2 separate regions of the Homo sapiens genome follow, and region 1 is linked to region 2. Evidence: read pairs that join two places in POLR2A ChIA-PET (ENCODE). Cell type or tissue: PC-9. All regions are shown on one strand. Each heading gives the region's core, and the rest is flanking DNA. Links, peaks and the distances in the headings are about the cores only. Region 1 overlaps MAP3K13 (mitogen-activated protein kinase kinase kinase 13). Region 2 overlaps TRA2B (transformer 2 beta homolog).

Region 1 (9,744 bases), core at 1,055-9,054, 490 kb before region 2:
ACCATTTCAATTCTTGTTCTCCTAAACTATGTATCTTAGGAGAGTCCTAGAGTTCCAAAAAAGAGAGGAAATGGTTACAAAATAAAAGGAAAAGAAAAGAAGGAAAGAGACTAGCATTTAATGAATGCTTACTGTATACTTAGCATCTTGTCAGGGACCAACTTAAGTTCATAGTTCCACATATTCTGTAATCTTCCTTTTTAAAAAAATAGGGTATTTCTTTATCTTCTACTTTTCCATGAACAACTGTCTTGCTCATAGTTCCTGAAGATAATTATTTACCAAAGGTTGTTTTTGTAATCCTAAATGCAAGAGTTTTGATGCCTTCACATGTAATTCATCTGGACCTTAGAACTTGGAAATAATCAAAACACTGATATATGTTCTTTTCTTTTCTTTTCTTTTCTTTTTTTCCTCACTGCCTGTATAATCAGGTCTTTATTCAAAAGAAGCTGTCCAAAATGATTTGACCTTTATGGAATAATCAAATTTAAGAGTTTATGCAGCAGGCTTCTTTTCCTCTGTAGTAGGTTTCTTTTCTGCAGGCTTCTTTTCAGGGGCTGGTTTCTTGGTAGCTGCTGCCTTTTTTCCCACCAGAGGCTTCTTCTGCTTCTTAACACCAACAGCAGCCTTCTTTCCTTTCTTACCTACCACAGGCTTCTTGCCTGCAACCGCCGCCTTTTCATCTGATTTGGCTGGTAGTGCTGCTGCTGCAGCAGCTGCCTTATCCACCCGGAGCTTGTGATTCCTGGCCTGGCGAAGAATGGTGTTCCGGCGCATGGTCTTTGCATATGGGTTTAGCTTCAACATGATTCTCAAGTTTTTCAGTGGGTTCTTCTTTAGGACTCTGCGATGAATCTTCTTGCGTGGTGCTCAAAGGGCTCTTTGGATCTCTGGGCTTTTCAAGATTCTGCTAAGATCTGTATTAATCAACTTGTGCATGGGAAGATTGTAGTTACTCTTGAGGGAAGCGGCTTTACGCCAAGTGCCATACAATTCATCTAACTTCCGGAAAGCACTTTCAGTCCAAATGCAGAAACGTCCCACATGCCCACCAGGAGCAAGCTTCAAAATGTTCAGCTTGCTTACATTAAGCAGAGTAATTCCAGGGATGTTTCTGAAGGCCTTGATGATACCATTATCCTCATTATAGATGATGCACAGGCCCCTGCGCTGGATACGGCGACGGTTTCTCATTTTGCCTTTGCCAGCTCTCATTCGCTGAGAGGCATAGACCTTTTCGATATCATTCCAGGCTTTAAGTTTCTTAAGGAGCAAAACAGCTTCCTTGGTCTTCTTGTAGCCTTCAACTTTATCTTCAAATACCAAAGGAAGTTCAGGAACTTCCTCAATACGATGACCTTTAGACATGACCAGTGCTGGTAGGGCTGAGGCAGCCAGGGCAGAACAGATGGCATATCGTTTTTGGGTTGTGTTCACTCTACGATGCCAACGGCGCCAGGTTTTGGTTGGTGCAAACCTTCGGCCTCCACGACACATGTTTCCAAAAGCACCCTGGCCAGAGCGGTGAGTCCCACCACCTCGAACTCTGGGAATTCGAGCCATAGCTCTGCCAGTACCCCAAGACTCAGCACTGGTCTGATGACCTGCTAATTCACTGGCAGCGTAGGGCTGTCTGTTGTTTTTGCGCAAGTTGGTGTGAACAAAGTTCACAATATCTGGTCGAATAGGAGCCTTGAATACAGCAGGCTAAGTGACATTTTTGCCAGATGACTCCCCCTTTTCGGAGTACACCGATATCATTGGGCGAGCACACGCCATGGCGGAGAGAGGAGACAGCCACGCTCCTCTCAGCCCGGCTGCTGCCACAGGAAAAGCATGTTCTTGTCTTTTCATCTGTTTTGGGTTTCAGTTCTCTTAATCATGATCATTCTGCCTTTTCTAGAATCAAATGTGAATCTCATTAGTAGAAAAGGTAAAAACAAAATAGGAGTCATTAACTTTTGTTTGCTCATTGTCGTCTTTTTAAGTTCACTTTTATTTTCATTTTGAATTTATAATTCTTTTTTTTTTTTTTGAGACAGAGTCTCACTCTGTCACCCAGGCTGGAGTGCAGTGGCGTGATCTTGGCTCACTGCAACCTCTGCCTCCCGGGTTAAAGCAATTCTCCTGCCTCAGCCTCCTGAGTAGCTGGGACTACAGGTGTGCTAATTTTTGTATTTTTAGTAGAGCTGGGGTTTCACCATGTTGGCCAGGCTGGTCTCGAACTCCTGACCTCAGGGGATCCTTCCACCTTGGCCTCCCAAAATGTTGGGATTACAGGCGTGAGCCAGCACATCCGGCCTATAGTTCTTTTTATGCCTGTTTGCAAGCCTCAGCACACAGTGACAATTAGCTTTCCTGACAGTATCCTTAACATTTCACATCATTTTTCATATCTGAAAATATAGTGAAGTGGGCCCATTAATCTGTGCGTTTAAAGCAACAAGGATTTGTATTGAAAACCTCTGATTAAACAAATAATGCATGCTAATGGTAGAAATTTGGAAAAATATAGAAAACTTCAAAGAACAACAGTAATAACCACTGTTGACCTTTTAAACATAATTTCTTAAAATGCTTACTTAATTATACACATTTTAAATTTTTATGCCTATTAATATTTATATATTTAAAGGTACATATATGTCTGTATCTTATTTTTAAAACATTTAAAGTTACTGATTTTATCATTCATATGGCAGCTGGATTTAGGTCAGAAAATGTTGAATATTAATACTTAAAATACCATATATTATTTATTAAAGATTTATGGAGATAGCATTTATGATATGATTTATGGATAAATCATTCCTTTGGTCAAGATGTTTCACCTTTGACTTAAGGCATTTTTGAAGCCTCACAAGTTTCTATTTCTTGATAAATTTATAGACTACTACTCTGAAAATGAAGTATCTTTATTCATTTTAAAGCCTACAATAAACTTATTTTAACTGTAATCACAGTTGCATTTATAGGTACTGGTATTCAAAAGGTAATTTGTCACCATGGAGAATTTGCTTCTTTGTAATTTTTATTTTTTTGATGTCTCCAGCATACTTCAAGATTATTAAACATTCATAATCTTAACCGAAAATATAGGTACATGGTAAACATGGAATCAATATTTTTGAATGCATAATTGTTTCATGAAATATTATAAAGAAGATGAAAAGAGGTAGGTCAGTGGATTTTGTCGATTTGAGTTTTTATTGTTCCTTCAAATAGGCGTTTCAGGAGATGGTCCACAGTTAAGAGAGTAAGTAGGGATAAAGGCACGATTGTAGGCCATTCTTTTTACCTGATTTGAAGTCACATACTTCTAATCACACAACTCCATTCGAAGAAGCTAGCTAATGTTTTCAAAGTTCAAATTAAGATCTGGGTGACAGACCTCTATCCTGGAAAGATCATTTTATGTTATTACTATGCACAAGTAAAGTAATCTAAGTTTTAAAATGGGATTGATGCTCCTAGAAGCAGAAATTATTTTATGTTCTCAACTGCTATATGAATTTTAGAGAAATGACCAGAAGACTAAGATGGCAGTGTTGTATTCATTTTTAAAGATAGGCAAGAAGACGCCAAGTAAAGAGAAGATAGCTTAGAAAGAGCTCAGTGTCAATCAATAAATCTTGTAGCAATAATGCTTACTTTAATTTTTTATTCAATTTTAGTCACATCAAAAACTTTGTGGGGCTAAATTGTCCAAAATCTTTGATTTATTCATATTTATGATATAAAATTTAAAATCTGATCATTATAAAAATCCTCAATTAGTAACATGGGAAAAATTGTATTCTATGATAGAAATCCAAGAATTTAAGGGCCATTTGGCCACATTACCTCCTCCATTCCTCTTTCTCTCTACATTGCATCCTGGGATCTTGGCACAAAACCAAGGTAATTTCCAGAAATTGGCAGTGCCCTGCCAAATGCACAGCTGCTGCTGTCTCCAACTCTTGCCTACTAATTTTGCACAAACCACTTCCTCCTCTTGGGGCCAAGAAACTCAGAAGGTAGGGAAAGTGTTCCTCAAGGGCAGATACGGGAGCACTTCCTGCACCCTTTGCGGATCGGGACCTGTTGTAAGGGCGGCAGTAGCATCACCTCACCTACAGACCTTCCCGGAGTACTTTCTTTTTCTTTTTTCTTTTCTTTTCTTTTCTTTTTTTGTTTTGTTTTGTTTTGTTTGTTTGTTTTTGTTTTGTTTTCGAGGCGGAGTCTCCCTCTATTGCCCAGGCTGAAGTGCAGTGGCAGCATCTCGGTTCACTGCATTCTCCACCTCCTGCCTGGGTTCAAGCAATTCTCCTGCCTCAGCCTCCCGAGTAGCTGGAATTACAGGCGCCTGCCACCATGCCCAGCTAATTTTTTGTAGTTTAGTAGAGATGGGGTTTCACCATGTTGAGCAGGCTGATCTCGAACTCCTGACCTCAGGTGATCTGCCTGCCTCAGCCTCCCAAAGTGCTGGGATTACAGGCATGAGCCACCGCACCTGGCTCCCATAGTACTTTCTTTTGATAAGGGTGCCATTCCAAACTTGCCCTTTATCCCTCCAATGTTCCTTGTCTTTTTCCCTTTGACTCTCAACATTCAAAAATCTTGCCCCACTTCCTTTCTGTCTCCTTCTAATTTATACTAGTTTTGATTTCTTATGAATTGAAAGGACCAAACAATCAGTTCCCATGAGGGTACCTGAGCCAGATTTGCACAGGGAGAGAGGAACTGAGAGGGCAGAAGACAGCCAGAGATAGTGGAACCACCTGTGTTCCCGCAGTTTCCACCTAACAGTCTCTTCACTGTGCAGTGGCAGCGTGTGGGTGTGCATACAAACACAGGTAAAACTTAGGTATTTTTAGCTTCCTACACTCTTCTTAAATGTAGAGTCAGCTCTGATCATATTTGAATATAGCCATGGTGATGATTTTTCTTTCCCTTTGTTCTTGTACCTCTCTATTTCTCTGCCTTTGTTGGGACCCGTTGGACTAGATATTCTTGGTGAGCATGAGGGAAGCCTATTTGACTACACATCTTTATACACCCTTGAGGTTTACCTCACCTCTGCCTACTCTGAGAGCAGTCAGTGGGTAGCCTCCTGCTGGCCTGTGGATAGGCGCAGGGTCACCCCGCTAGGTAGGCACTAGTGTTTCCTTGGGAATAGTTTTAGTGCATCTAGAATAGCACTGGGACTTGCTATTGTTTTTGTCATCAGTGGCCATGATACCACGGCTATTTGTTTCTCTTCAAATAAACAAACAACCATGCTAGTGGAAGGAGCTGGGCTGAGGAAGGAGGACTCATCTCAGCTCTGCCACTGGTCAGATGTTATATTAAGCAAGTCGACAATCTCTCTGAAATTTGATTCTCATATGTGAAATAAGTAGGTTGAACCATATTCCTTGATTGTCCTGTTTTCCCCTGATCTCTTAAATATCAAACGCGTATGATGACTGTGATTAGACTCATTCTCATGCCAATGGGAACAGGTCCACTTTACATTCATCCTTAACCTGTTAGAGATAGGAAAAAAATTACAAAACAAACATGTGTTTTTCTAACTTTCTGTGTATGAGCCCATCCTAACATTATGTATTGGGCAGAAGTTCGGGATAAAAAATTGACAAAGTAGAAATTTACGAGGAATTAATATAAAGTCTGATAGTTTGATTCAAAAAAATAAATCACACAAGTAAGTGTTTGGCTGAAATTCACATATATATTTGGGTATGCAATTCATGTGAGCCAATAGCACGTAAGACTTGTGCTGTATAGCAGGGGTTCCCAACCTCCAGGCCATGGTCTGGTACCAGTCTGTGGCCTGTTAGGAACTGGGCGGAACAGCAGGAGGTGAGCAGCAGGTGGGTGAGCGAGCAGAGCTTCCTCTGTGTTTACAGCCACTCCCTGTCACTTGCATTACCACCTGAGCTCCACCTCCTGTCAGATCCATGGGGCATTAGATTCTCATGGGAGCACAAACCCTATTGTGAACTGTGCATGCGAGGGATCTAGGGATCTAGGTTATGTGCCCTTTATGAGAATCTAATGACTAATGATCTGTCACTGTCCCCCATCACCCCCAGATAGGACTGTCTAGTTGCAGGAAAACAAGCTCAGGGCTCCCACTGATTCTACATTATAGTGAGTTGTAGAATTACTTCATTATGTATTACAATGTAATTATAATAGAAATAAAGTACACAATACATGTAATGCACTTGAACCATCTTGAAACCATCCCCCCTGCCTGGTCCGTGGAAGTAGTGTCTTCCACAAAACTGGTCCCTGGTGCCAAAGAGGTTGGGGACTGCTGCTGTATAGGATAACCAAGAGTCCTGGCAGCCAAGGCAGACCGGAAGTAACTGCTGAGTCACTGGCTAGGTCAGATAGTATGAAATCAGCAGTCTTAAAAGAGATGAGGCAGGGCAAGGTCAGAGAGGCCAAAGGCAGGAGACAGCTCAAGGTTGTGGCAGGTGATCAGCCAGAAAGTATAATGAGGAGATCAGTAATGTCAAAGCTCAGAGATGAGCACGAAAAGAACAGGGGAGGGGAGGCTGGAGTGGGTGGAATGGTGTCTGTAACAAAGGGCTCCAGTTTTTCTTCTTTCTTCCCCCTGCCCCAACCTTATATTCCCAGGGAGCTTCTCAAGGCCTAGATTTCTCCATACCCTATAATTTAAGTGCCTCTTAACCTAACCCCGTCCAGTTAAAGTGATCTCTCTGGTTTGTTAGGAGGGAAGAATCACCTGCACTGTATCGTAAGCTTTCAGAGCCCACGTGTGGCAGCAGGAGTTACCCTTGCTGCACACTGCTCCCCCACATTAGCCACTGCTGTTTCTGGGTCAGCAGCCCCATCACGCACGCTCTGGTCATTCCCGCTTCCCTGCCTCTGCCAGTGCTCTTGTTCGCCCCTGATTTCCTTCCGTCTGTCACACGCCTTACCTTTAAAGGTCCATCTCAAATCCTACCTCTTTTAGCATTGTTCCCATCTCTCTTGGCTCTGTAGAACGGAATATGGCTCACTTGTCATGGGGGATGATGGCAGGAGGTTATTCCTTCAGTGTAATTATTAGTTCCGTAAGTAGTCTGTGAGCTTCAACAGGATAGGAACCATGTCTTCAGAGATTGCCTGGTACAGGAGAGAATGTCATGATTAGGGAAAATAACCCGGTATTTCATCCCGGCTCTGTGACCTTTAGCATCTACCTCTTTGTAGGCCTTCATTTCCTTCCATGAAAAATAGGGATAATCATTCTGTGTTCTGGATTCCTTACCTAGGGATCAAAAACTTAGATCAAATGATCACAGATAACAGCATTTTTTAACCTGGAAAGCACTCTATGAAAGTGAGGAGTCATAAAATGTTCCATCGTGTTGTAAAAAAGGCAAAGGATTTGGGGAATCTGAACTTTGAGCTAGATTTTAATTCCTGCTCTATTACTTACTGAGTATATTACTTTAGAGAAATTTCTTCTCTTGTGAAATAGAAATGACATTATTACAAGGATTATGGTGCTGGAGCTGGCTTATACACCAGCTTTTAAGAGCCAATTGTCAAATATTTAGAAACTTTGCAAGCAAGTTGTTAAACTTTTATTAGCTTGAAATCTGCTGTGGTGGGAATATTTACACCAGGGAAATGAGCAAACACTACAAACCAGATTGCTGTTGTTTTGGAAAGAGCTGATTTACCAGTATATTGCTGATTATGTAAACAGCCTTCTGTAAATTGTAAAGCACTTTGTCTTACTTATTATTAAAAATAGTAATGGTAACAGTAACGTTCTATATCCACAGAATCTAGGCTAGTGCATGGCACAATTCTCAGTATATATTCTTTTTTCTTTTTTGAGACAGGGCCTTGCTCTGTTGCCCAGCCTGGAGTACAGTGGCACAAACACAGCTCACTGCAGCCTCGATTTCCTGGGCTAAAGTGATTCTCCCACCTCAGCCTTCCACCCAAGTAGCTGACACTACAGGCGTATGCCACCATGCTTAGCTAATTTTTGTATTTTCTGTAATTTCTGTATTTTTTGTAATGTTTGTATTTTTTGTACTTTTTGCCATGTTGTGCAGGCTGAGTATATATTCAATAAACACATTTTGAATTTAGCTTTATGATTTGGAAACTTCTGCCCCTGTGATAAATGAGCCCCATCTTTATCTTTCTTCCAATCTCTCTCTACAAAGTGTCTTTTTAAAATCAGATAGCATCAGTAAAAGCCTAGCTCCCTAGCTCAGTGCATGATGCATAGTAGGCCTTAAATTCTGTATGTCCATAGTTGAGCTAATCGTCTTCTTTCCCAACCTTTCTTTCTGGCATTTCATATCTCAGTTATTGACATTGTCTGTCTATTCATTATTCCAAATAAGTGATTTGAAAAGTCTTCCTCTCCCCTTTTTCTTTACCCACATCCATGTCTAATCAATTACTAGATCTTACTAATTCTACCTCTTAAATCTTTCCTGTTCTCTTCACTGCCATTGCTAACTGACTTATTCAGGTCCAAGTCATTTCTTTTTGAACTGTACCTTCTAACTGGACCTTTAGTCTTTCCCTTTGAATCTAACCTCTACTTCTATAGACGTGATTTTAATTTATCTGACCAGATTACTCCCTTGCTTAAAATTCCTTAATGGCTCTCTGTTGTCATGAGGATAAAACCCCAAAGATTTAGCTTGTCATACAGGCCTACCATAATCTAGCCTTTGCCTACTTTTTCTAAGAGTTATCTCCTGCTGTTTCCCCATACTACCTGGAATGCCTAGTCTTTCTTTCCTAGTGACCATTAATTCACCCCTCAAGACTCAATTCAAGCAAAACTTCTTCTTATAACATCTCTAGACACATTTTATATTTATTTTTCTGAGCTCCCATTGCATCTTTTACATATCTTTGTCCCATATCTAACTATGTGGCCGTTATCTATCGGTCTTTCCTTCTGGATTGTGATTTCCCAAAGGGTAGGAACCTATGGACCATTTACTAATGCCTAACACACTGCATACCATGTAATAGGAGCTCAGTGAATGAATAAGAATTCAGAGGAAAGGATATTTTCCTCTCCCTCTCCCTCTCCCTCTTCTCCTTCTTCTTCTTCTTCTTCTGATGGAGTCTCACGCTGTCGCCCAGGCTAGAGTGTAGTAGCGCAATCTTGGCTCACTGCAACCTCCGCTTGCTGGGTTCGAGCAATTCTCCTGCCTCAGCCTCCTGAGTAGCTGGGACTACAGGCATGCACCACCATGCCCGGCTAATTTTTTGTATTTTTAGTAGAGATGGGGTTTCACCATGCTGGCCAGACTGGTCTCGAACTCCTGACCTCATGATCTGCCCACCTTGGCCTCCGAAAGTTTTGGGATTACAGGCGTGAGCTACCACGCCAGCCAAGGATACGATGTTTTCATTGGTTCACTAATACAAGCTATTCATGGGATATGGTAATGAATAAAAGGCTTAAAATTTAGGTCTCAGTTATGAAGATAAGAAAATAATAAAATTGAGAGGGTCTATTTTAATCCATAATCCGCAATATAAGATACTATGGCTCCCCATCACCTTCAGTATAAAATCTCAAACTCAGCCTGGCATGCAAAGCTCCTTATAGTCTAGTCCCTACCTATCTGTCCATTCATGTCTTTCTGCATGCACTTATATATAGCCTACATTCCAGCCACTTTGGATTTCTCATCTGTTCTATAGTCTTTCAAGCTTCCATGCCCTCCTTCACAGTTTCCCCCACACCTGTAA
Region 2 (9,744 bases), core at 1,493-9,492:
TGCCTCAGCCTCCTGAGTAGCTGGGACTACAGGTGTATACCACCACACCCGGCTAATTTTTGTATTTTTAGTAGAGACAGGGTTTCACCATGTTGGCCAGGGTGGTCTTGAACTCCTGATCTCAAGTGATCCGCCCACCTCGGCCTCCCAAAGTGCTGGGATTGCAGGCATGAGCCACCACGCCCAGCCTATTTCTTTCTTTTAAAAGACAGAGTTTCCTTATATTGCCCAGGCTGGTCTCGAACTACTGGGCTCAAGGGATCCTCCTGCCTCAGCCTTCCAAAGTGCTAGGATTACAGGTGTCAGCCACCACTCCTGGCCCTACTCTCTTAATAGTGTTTTTAGGTGACTGGAAGTGCTTAACAGCTTTATTAAGATGAAATCCGTCTGCTTAAAGTGCAAAATTCCATCGCTTTTAGTATATTTACAAAGTTAAGTGACCATCACTACAATCAGTTTTAGAATATTTTTCCTCAGGCCCAAAGTGACTGCCATACCTATTAGCAGTCACTTCCCCTTCCTCCTGCAAATTGCCGTGCCTAGGAAACTACTAGTCTACTTTCTCTGCATAGAACTCTCTGTTCTGCATATTTCATATATATTAAATCATGTAATATATGGTCTTTTGTGACTGGTTCCTTTCACTTAAAATGTTTTGAAGGTTCATTCATGTCAGCATGTATCATTACTTCATTCCTTTTTATTGCCAAATAATATTCCATTGTATAGATATATCACTTTATTTATTTATTTATTTATTTATTTATTTATTTATTGAGACGGAGTCTCGCTCTGTCGCCCAGTCCGGAGTGCAGTGGCGCGATCTCGGCTCACTGCAAGCTCTGCCTCCCAGGTTCACGCCATTCTCCTGCCTCAGCCTTTGGAGTAGCTGGGACTACAGGCGCCCGCCACCGCACCCGGCTAATTTTCTGTATTTTTAGTAGAGACGGGGTTTCACCATGTTAGCCAGGATGGTCTCGATCTCCTGGCCTTGTGATCCGCCCGTCTCATCCTCCTAAAGTGCTGTGATTACGGGCGTGAGCCACCGCGCCCGGCCCGGATATATCACATTTTATTAATCAATTCATCAGCTGAAGGAACATTTGGGGTGTTTCTGTTTTTCGGCTATCACTAATAATGCTGCTATGAACATCCACGTACAAATTTTTGTGTGAACCTATGTTTACGATTTTTTGGGTATAAACCCAGGAGTAGAATTGCTGAGTTGTATGGTAATTCTATGTTTAACTTTTACTTATTTATTATTTTTTTGAGACAGAATCTTGCTCTGTCTCCCAGGCTGGGGTGCAGTGGCATGATCTGGCTCACTGCAAACCCCGCCTCCCAGGTTCAAGTGATTCTCCTGCCTCAGCCTCCCGAGTAGCTGGGACTACAGGCACGCACCACCACGCCCTGCTAGGTTTCTTTTTTGTACTTTAGTAGAGATGGGGTTTCACCATGTTGGCCAGGCTGGTCTCGAACTCCTGGCCTCAAGTGATCCGCCTGCCTCAGCCTTCCAAAGTACTGGGATTAGAGGCTTCAGCTATCACCAGTAACTTCTATAAAGCTCAACAAAGGTAAAGTCAAGGGCAAATCTTCTCCCTCAAACCAACTTCTTTCTTTCTTCTCATTTTTAACAGGGCCACTGCGAGCGGCCAGGAGCCCAGGCTCGCAGTCAGCAACTCTTCCTTTCCCATTAACTCCCATAGTCTTTCACAAATTCCTATTTGTCCTTTTTTCCAAATGCCTCTTGCATTTTTTTGAAATGTAACAATTTATTGATCAATATAAATGAAATAAAATTTAGAATTTATTTCCAACTTTGCTATATTGCATAGTAACGAGACTCCATCTCAATAATTATGAATTTCCATATCTAAATCCAAAGATTCTTAGATTTGTAAGAATTTGGAAGTTATTTTCTATCCTCCCATTTTATAGAAAAGCAAACCAATGCCTGGAAAATTAGGCATATTTTAAACGGTCTTACATTAATTAATTGTAAAGAGAGTAATATAATGAAGTCTCCTGTCTTCTAGACAAGTGTATTTTTTTTTTATTTATTTAAGTTCTAGGGTACATGTGCACAACGTGCAGGTTTGTTACATATGTATATATGTTCCATGTTGGTGTACTGCATCCATTAACTCATTTACATTACGTATATCTCCTAATGCTACCCCTCCACCCTCCCCCAACCCCATGACAGGCCCCGGTGTATGATGTTCCCCTTCCTGTGTCCAAGTGTTCTCATTGTTCAGTTCCCACCTATGAGTGAGAACGTGTGGTGGTTTTTTGTCCTTGCAATAGTTTGCTGAGAATGATGGTTTCTAGCTTCATGCATGTCCCTACAGAGAACATGAACTCATCCGTTTTTATGGCTGCATAGTATTCCATGGTGTATATGTGCCACATTTTCTTAATCCAGTCTATCATTGATGGACATTTGGGTTGGTTCCAAGTCTTTGCTGTTGTGAATAGTACTACAATAAACATACATGTACATGTGTCTTTATAGCAGCATGATTTATAATCCTTTGGGTATATACAGTAATGGGATGGCGGGGTCAAATGGTATTTCTAATTCTAGATCCTTGAGGAATTACCACACTCTTCCACAATGGTTGAACTAGTTTACAGTCCCACCAACAGTGTAAAAGTGTTCCTATTTCTCCACATCCTCTTCAGCACCTTTGTTTCCTGACTTTTTAAAGATCGCCATTCTAACTGGTGTGAGATGGTATCTCATTGTGGTTTTGATTTGCATTTCTCTGATGGCCAGTGCATTTCTTACTTTTCTCTCACTCCCTCTGCCTTCATCCTAGGCCAGAGCCTGCCCCTGGGCTGGGCTCCCTATAGACCCTTTTCTAAATTATCGTTCTACTCCATTCATCTATTCCTTCATTCATCAGAAGAGCATCTGTGGAGCACTTAGTGCCAGACACTGCGCTAGACACTAGATGCACCCGTAACACAGACATGGTCCAGCTGGGGAGGCAGGTAATTGACAGGCAACTACAGTGTCTTGGGGTGAGTGTGATGATGGAGGAAGCCCTTAGCTGGGACCATAATCCAGATGGAGAGGCGTGTTAGGGGGGGGCCTACACACTCCTACTGGTTTCATTGTCCTAAACACTTTTATCCTGTTTCAACTAAAATTGGCTTTCTCTTACTTTTGTTCCTTTGGGTTCAAACTTTGTAGCCTGAGATTCTAAGGCCTTTCTGGTCAACCCAGGCCCATTCCCAGGACTCTCTAGCAGAAGAGGTAGTAGTAACAATGATAGTAATAATAGCACATCTTCATTAAGCTTATTTATCTTAAATAACAGGCCCTCTTCTAAGTACTTTTCTTAATGTTAACTCTTCACAACATTCTCTATGAAGGAGGTACAGGTACTATAATTAGCACCACTGACAGAAGGGAGTCATGAGTGCTAAAAGGCAGAATCTGGGTTCAAATCCAGGTGGCATGGCTTCCAGGCTGGCATGTGATGATGACACCATTGTGTATCAGTGTAACCTGGCCGTGTGGACCTCAGACTCTAAATCATACATCCTAAGTTCTCCCCAAAGACCTTTTTACTCCTGGTCCCCTCTCCCCTGAGAATGCCCTTCTCTTTCTTATCAAACCCTATAGAAGGCTTTATTTTCACTTTCTTGATGTTATCGTTTGCAGCACAAAGCTTTTTAAATTTTAATTAAGTATAATTTAGCAATATTTTTTATTAGTGTTTTCTGGTTATTGTTTAACCTAATTCCCTTTTCCAATTGTTTGTTTAGATTCCCGTCTTTGTTCTTGAAGATTTTAAAACCTAGTGATCCTTGATTATCTGTTCATATTTAAGAAAGAAACAGATTGTGGCCGGGCGCAGTGGCTCACGCCTGTAATCCCAGCACGTTGGGAGGCTGAGGCAGGTGGATCGCGAGGTCAGATTGAGACCATCCTGGCTAACACGGTGAAAACCCGTCTCTACTAAAAATACAAAAAATTAGCCGGGCATGGTGGTGGGCGCCTGTAGTTCCAGCTACTTGGGAGGCTGAGGGTGAATAGCAGAAACTCGGGGGGCGCAGGTTGCAGTGAGCCGAGATCACGCCATTGCACTCCAGCCTGGGAGACAGAGCGAGACTCCGTCTCAAAAAAATAAAAAATAAAAAAAACAGATTGTGAATGGAAGCCCGACGTGCAAGGGAAAGCTCATCAGCTGATGGGCTTCACTGGAGGGCAGAGCTTCCCAACCTTTTGTGCATCAAGGCATACACAGAAAATGACAATAGCGGTGAGGTACACTGGGGGTAAACTGGTGGTGATTTGGGTACCCATAATGGACTTAGTAAAAAACTCCTGCAGGGCTGAGCCCGATGGCTCACGACTGTAACCCCAGCACTTTGGGAGGCTGAGGTGGCATCAGCTGAGGTCAGGAGTTCGAGACCAGCCTGGCCAACATGGAGAAACCCCCATCTCTACTAAAAATACAAAATTAGCCAGGCGTTGTGGCTCATGCCTGTAATCCCAGCTACCTGGGAAGCTAAGGCAGGAGAATTGCTTGAATCCGGGATGCAGAGGTTGCAGTGAGCTGAGATCATGCCACTCTCTCTAGCTGGGGAAACAGAGTGAGACTCCATCTCAAAAAAAAAGAACACAAAAAACACAAAAAACCCAAAACAACAAAACCCCTGCAGTTTCTTTACATAAAATAATTGAGGAAAATGTAATAAAATATAAGCTATTAGTAACAATATTAAAACATTTAATTAAAATAAATTCTTTGAAATCTTCCACAAACACTTTTCAAAAATTTTAGTGAGAAACTTGAGCTTGATTCCACTAATTTAACAGGTTTGATGGTTAAGCTAGTTACATGTAATTCCTAAGTATTTTTAAAAACAATCTCTTCGGCCGGGCCCAGTGGCTCACGGCTGTAATCCCAGCACTTTGGGAGGCTGAGGCAGGCAGATCCCGAGGTCAGGAGTTCAAGAACAGCCGGGCCAACATGGCGAAAACCTGCCTCTATTAAAAACACAAAATTTAGCTCAGCGTGGTGGCGGGCACCTGTAATCCCAGCTTCTCAGGAGGCTGAGGCAGGAGAATCACTTGAACCCGGGAGACAGGTTGCAGCGAGCTGAGATCATGTCACTGCACTCCAGCCAGGGTAACAGAGCAAGATTCCGTCTCAAAAAAAAAAAAAAAATAGCTGGACCTGTAGTTCCCTATTTTGGAGACTAAAATGGAAGGATCACTTGAGCCCACAAGTTTAAGCCTACAGTTTAGCTGTGATCACACCACCGTACTCCAGCCTGGGGGACAGAGTGAGATCCTGTCTCAAAACAAAATCAATAAAAGCAGTATGTATAGTTGCTATCAACTATATAGAAATGGTTTTCTCCAGGTGAACTCTGGTACAGAAGCCAAGTCACATGGTACAATACAGGTATGGATATAAGGTCCCATAAAGGAATGACTAGAAACCAAATCCACAGAATGTTATTTTCAGTGAGAACAAATTACTGTCCCCCCTCACAAGGAAACTTAGTATTGCAGTTATTCCCATCAAAGTATATTTCACATTGGAGCTCAGTTGTGGTAATGTTTAAACTTGAGTGGATACTCATGTTGAAGATATGTTCATTGCCTTTGCTGTTACCAATCTATCCTGCTGCTCCAACCCTTTAACCACGAAGATGATTAGATATTGATCTGTCCAGAAGATACCTGTAAACTCATGCCTATTTCTCCAGACGAAGACAATGAGCCAAGTTTTTCTTCTCGAGGTCTTACAGTCCTTGTTCTCCTGTAATCCTCTATACCCAGCTGAGCACATCTTTTGACTGGGAGCTGCCTTAACAGCCCGTTGGTAAGAAGCCTTCCCAATAACGGGTAACACAAAACTTTTATATTATGTGTATCCGTTAAAATAAAACCTATTTAATACATCAAAGTGGCTCACAATCTTCATCTCCATCATCTTCATGTTGAGTAGGCTGAGGGGGTGGGGGTGCTGGTCTTGCTGCCTCAGGGGTGGCAGAGGCAGAAAATTCCTGTAAGGAGACCCACACAGTTCAAACCCATGATGTTGGTCAACTGTTATTTTTGGTAAGTTTGGGTATTTATCTTTCTACAACAGTTCAATAGTTACAGGTGTCTTTGGCAAAAAGACTATTATTTCTGTGAACCTAGTATCTAGTTAACTACAGCTTGAAATTCCTGCCAGATCCCTTCACACACATTTTATCTTGCTCCTTTATTAACCCTGCCAACTTCACCTTCTAAGGGCTAACAGTGATTACCTGGTCTTGGCTGGGAATGGGTGGCTCACGCCTGTAACCTCAGCACTTTGGGAGGCCGAGGTGGGTGAATCACCCGAGGTCAGTAGTTCGAGACCAGCCTGACCAACACGGTCAAACCCTGTCTCTACTAAAAATACAAAAATTAGCCGGGCGTGGTGGTGCACGTCTGTAATCTCAGCTACTTGGGAGGCCGAGGCAGGAGAACCGCTTGAACCTGGGAAGTGGAGGATGCAGTGAGCTGAGATCGTGCCACTGTACTCCAACCTGGGCAACAGGAGTGAAACTGTCTCAAAAAACCACACACACACACACACACACACACACACCAACGAACCCCCCCCCCCACCAAAAAACAGTGATTAACTGGTCTCTTAGTACTAACGTGGGATCCCATTTCAATTCATCTCCTCTTGCCAGGCCAGTAAAGCTCTTGAAATAGTTTTAACTTCATCAACTGATTACTCATGGGGAGAAGGGATTATTTTGGGTCTTGTCTTGCTAGTAAGGGACAGAGTGAGTGGAATAGAACCAATCCAGTATTCTTGTCACTTTTAAGTCTTTACATTATATATTAAAGATTACACATAATAATCCTTTACACTATATACAATAATCCTTTACATTACTGTAGTAGCATTCTGGCTTTTTGATGACATTTGGCATAAGCTAGCATTAAGTCCAATCCTACAAGAGCCAATCAAAATCCACTGAGATGGCATGCTGAAGGAATATTGGAGGCGTGTCCACTGCTAATAAATCCAGCCTAATCCATCCTCAAAATTTCCATATAATTTACAGAAATTTTGATAATGCAAACCAAATCTTTTTATTTCTTCTCGGTGAAACTTCTAATTCTCAATTTCTCCTCCTGGGCCTTGCAGAATTGGAATCCTAGTCAATGGTGTAAGAGGGCTAAGAGCTATTAGTTTTATCTTAAGGCATATATTCCTTATGTAGGGGCAACAATGTAAACATTGCAGACCTTGAGCATTCTCTAACATGTAGTTAGATTTCCATAAGGAAATGTGCAAGCTAGATCCCTCTCAAGCGCACTTCACAATAGGATTCCTGCTATGAAAATCTGCTGTTGCTGATCTGACAGGCGGCGGAGCTCAGGCAATCCATGGCCAGGAGATCGGAAACCCCTGCTCCCAGGTCTACAAATCTTTTGACACAGCCTTATTTCCACTTGCTGGGACCCTGTTGATTTCCTGAGAAGTTTCACAAAAGCCTAGTATAAAACTATTTAACTTAGCAATCTTCCAAATGAACTTTACATTTGGTTTTAGTAGTCTCAGCCCTACAGCTATAAGAAATGGATTGTTTGTATTGGCATATAAAAGCCTCCAAGTCCCTTTGCCTTGAGGCAGTAACTTTAAGACTCAAATTTATCCTTTCCCATGGCTTTTGTCTGATTCAGCTGCCCATGGCAGCAGTTACCTAGGGGTTACCTACGGGTAACTGCTGCCTCCCTTTCATGAAACTGGCGACTAGCATTACAGCACATCAAAAGACTACCACTTTGTCTCACTACTTCTCAGTCTATCTCAACTTGGTAAAATTCCAAATTTTCCTCAGTCTTTTGCCTGTTAACACTCTTTGTAGCCATGTCAAATGGCTAAAATTCTTTCAAATCTAAAAGCCAGAAAACAACTCAAACTAGCCTAAAAAAGGAAACTTTCAATCAGCAGGATAAAGGATGGCTACACAACTAAAGGGCTAAAACTCAGGCTTTAGGATAGAAACCGAGGGTTATGTTCGAGATTATCAGGAGTGTGAACTCGCAAGCCATCAGTTAACTGATGGGGAGAGGTTTGGTTGGGGAGAAAATGGTGGAGAATGTAGTTACTTCAGGAAAGGATGCCTGTATATACTACCACGATAAAACCAGGTTTCTCAGCCTTTAATGTATCCATCCATAACACAACCCCCTCTGGGACCACACCCTAAAACTCAACTTTATATATAAATACTACAAATTCTTGTTTCAAAACTCATTGAGAACAATTTGAAATAACCCATCAGGCATATACTAAGTTGTTTCCACATGCTTATCAGAAACAAACCTAAGGGTAGTTCTCTAAGCATATTAATTTACCACAAGTTGGCAAACACTGAAAACACCCTGGACAGTAAGTTTTACAAATTAAGACCTGCCAATACTGCCTATGCTCCATTACTGGTATTTTCCATCACCCAGGTACCCAGATTTGAGACATCATGATCAAGAGAACTGTGGACTAAGATCACCTAGGTTCAATTCAGATCGTGGCATTGCCACTTAAACAGCTATTTGAACTAAGGTAAGTTACTCTACATCATTTCATTGCTAAAGATTATATGTAAAGTTCTTCCCAAAGTACCTGAAACATACTAATACCTAGATGCGATAAAGGTTAGCAAGGCAACAAAATAACCCACCTGTAGCAACATCCCTACAATTGGTCATGAAAATTACTTAAATGCAAAATAATAAGAACATGTATTAAAGTACCCGCAGTCTAGTTATTTACTGTAACTCCATCCCCAAATGGAGATCACTCTAATACCTAGTTATGCACTCTGAATTTTCCAGGAATACAGAAATTCATCCCCCCCTCAACCCAGCCCAAAATAGCAAAGATACACCTCAGCCCAAGGAACACACTGCCCTAACGATTAAACTACAGAAGAACTCTAATTATAATAGAACAAGAACACTTCTTTGTGAACAGCTGCACCAACATTTTTCTTTTCATTTGCGTTTATTTAAACACAGTTCTCAAAACATTTGAGTGAAATTGGGCCTCCTTTGGTAAGCAAAGGACCTGAAAATAATATTTAAAAAATGAACAGGCAAAGTCTTCAGTTCATCCATGACAGGTATAGTGTTCCCTTATCATGTACTTTGAAGCACCCGGTTTTTTCATATAGTCTAAAAGCTAGAAGAACAAGAGTGTATTTGTGGTGGAATGTATTGTCACTTGCTGATAACTAGTTGAAATACCATTATCCCCTTGTAACACCTTTAAGAAACAGCCTTTTAAGGCATACACTGTGTAACTCTTCGTATTTCCTGCTATACATATTACAGATTACATAAAAGCCGACAAATCCACATTGATATAAGCATTAAGCACTGGCTGTATTTTAAGATTTTTAGTTCTAATACTAGCAGTACAGAGTTACAGAGCATAATTTTAAACACTTAGTTGCAGGTATATAAGTATGGTATGTTTCATGGACTGGAGGAAAACGGGCATTTGTCTTTAAATTTACTACTGACAATCTGAATAGTTCTGCTAAGCATTGATATGTTAGAAAGAAAAGTAAAAATCAAACTGTTTATTGTTGCTTTTTGCCATTTGGTAGCATTTTACACAGGCTTCGATCTTCAGAATACCCTGGATTCAGTAGAAAAACCTTTTAAATGAAGTTTTGTACAATAGAAACTTCTCAGCAGTCAAAATTTAGACTGTA

Evidence for each region. Peaks named below come from ENCODE experiments on the same cell type or tissue, not always from the same donor. Only the 100,000 strongest peaks of a DNase experiment are listed, where the experiment ranks them.
Region 1: POLR2A ChIA-PET joins it to region 2 with 10 read pairs; 2 of 35 experiments call an interaction of 5 or more read pairs at or near these places.

Annotation. Positions count from the first base shown.
Region 1 is chr3:185,416,997-185,426,740 of GRCh38, forward strand. The region is part of intron 1 of MAP3K13 (mitogen-activated protein kinase kinase kinase 13); the gene reads left to right. It also overlaps the pseudogene RPL4P4. Among named protein-coding and RNA genes, the nearest start is that of MAP3K13, 59 kb to the left of the region's middle. In PC-9, for the core only: no CTCF peak of the experiment used is centred there; no DNase peak of the experiment used is centred there.
Region 2 is chr3:185,907,734-185,917,477 of GRCh38, forward strand. It overlaps TRA2B (transformer 2 beta homolog), which reads right to left. Exons shown (of 9, transcript NM_004593.3): 9 at 6,825-9,744. Among named protein-coding and RNA genes, the nearest start is that of TRA2B, 25 kb to the right of the region's middle. In PC-9, for the core only: no CTCF peak of the experiment used is centred there; a DNase peak (open chromatin) is centred at 5,700; H3K27ac peaks cover 920 bases.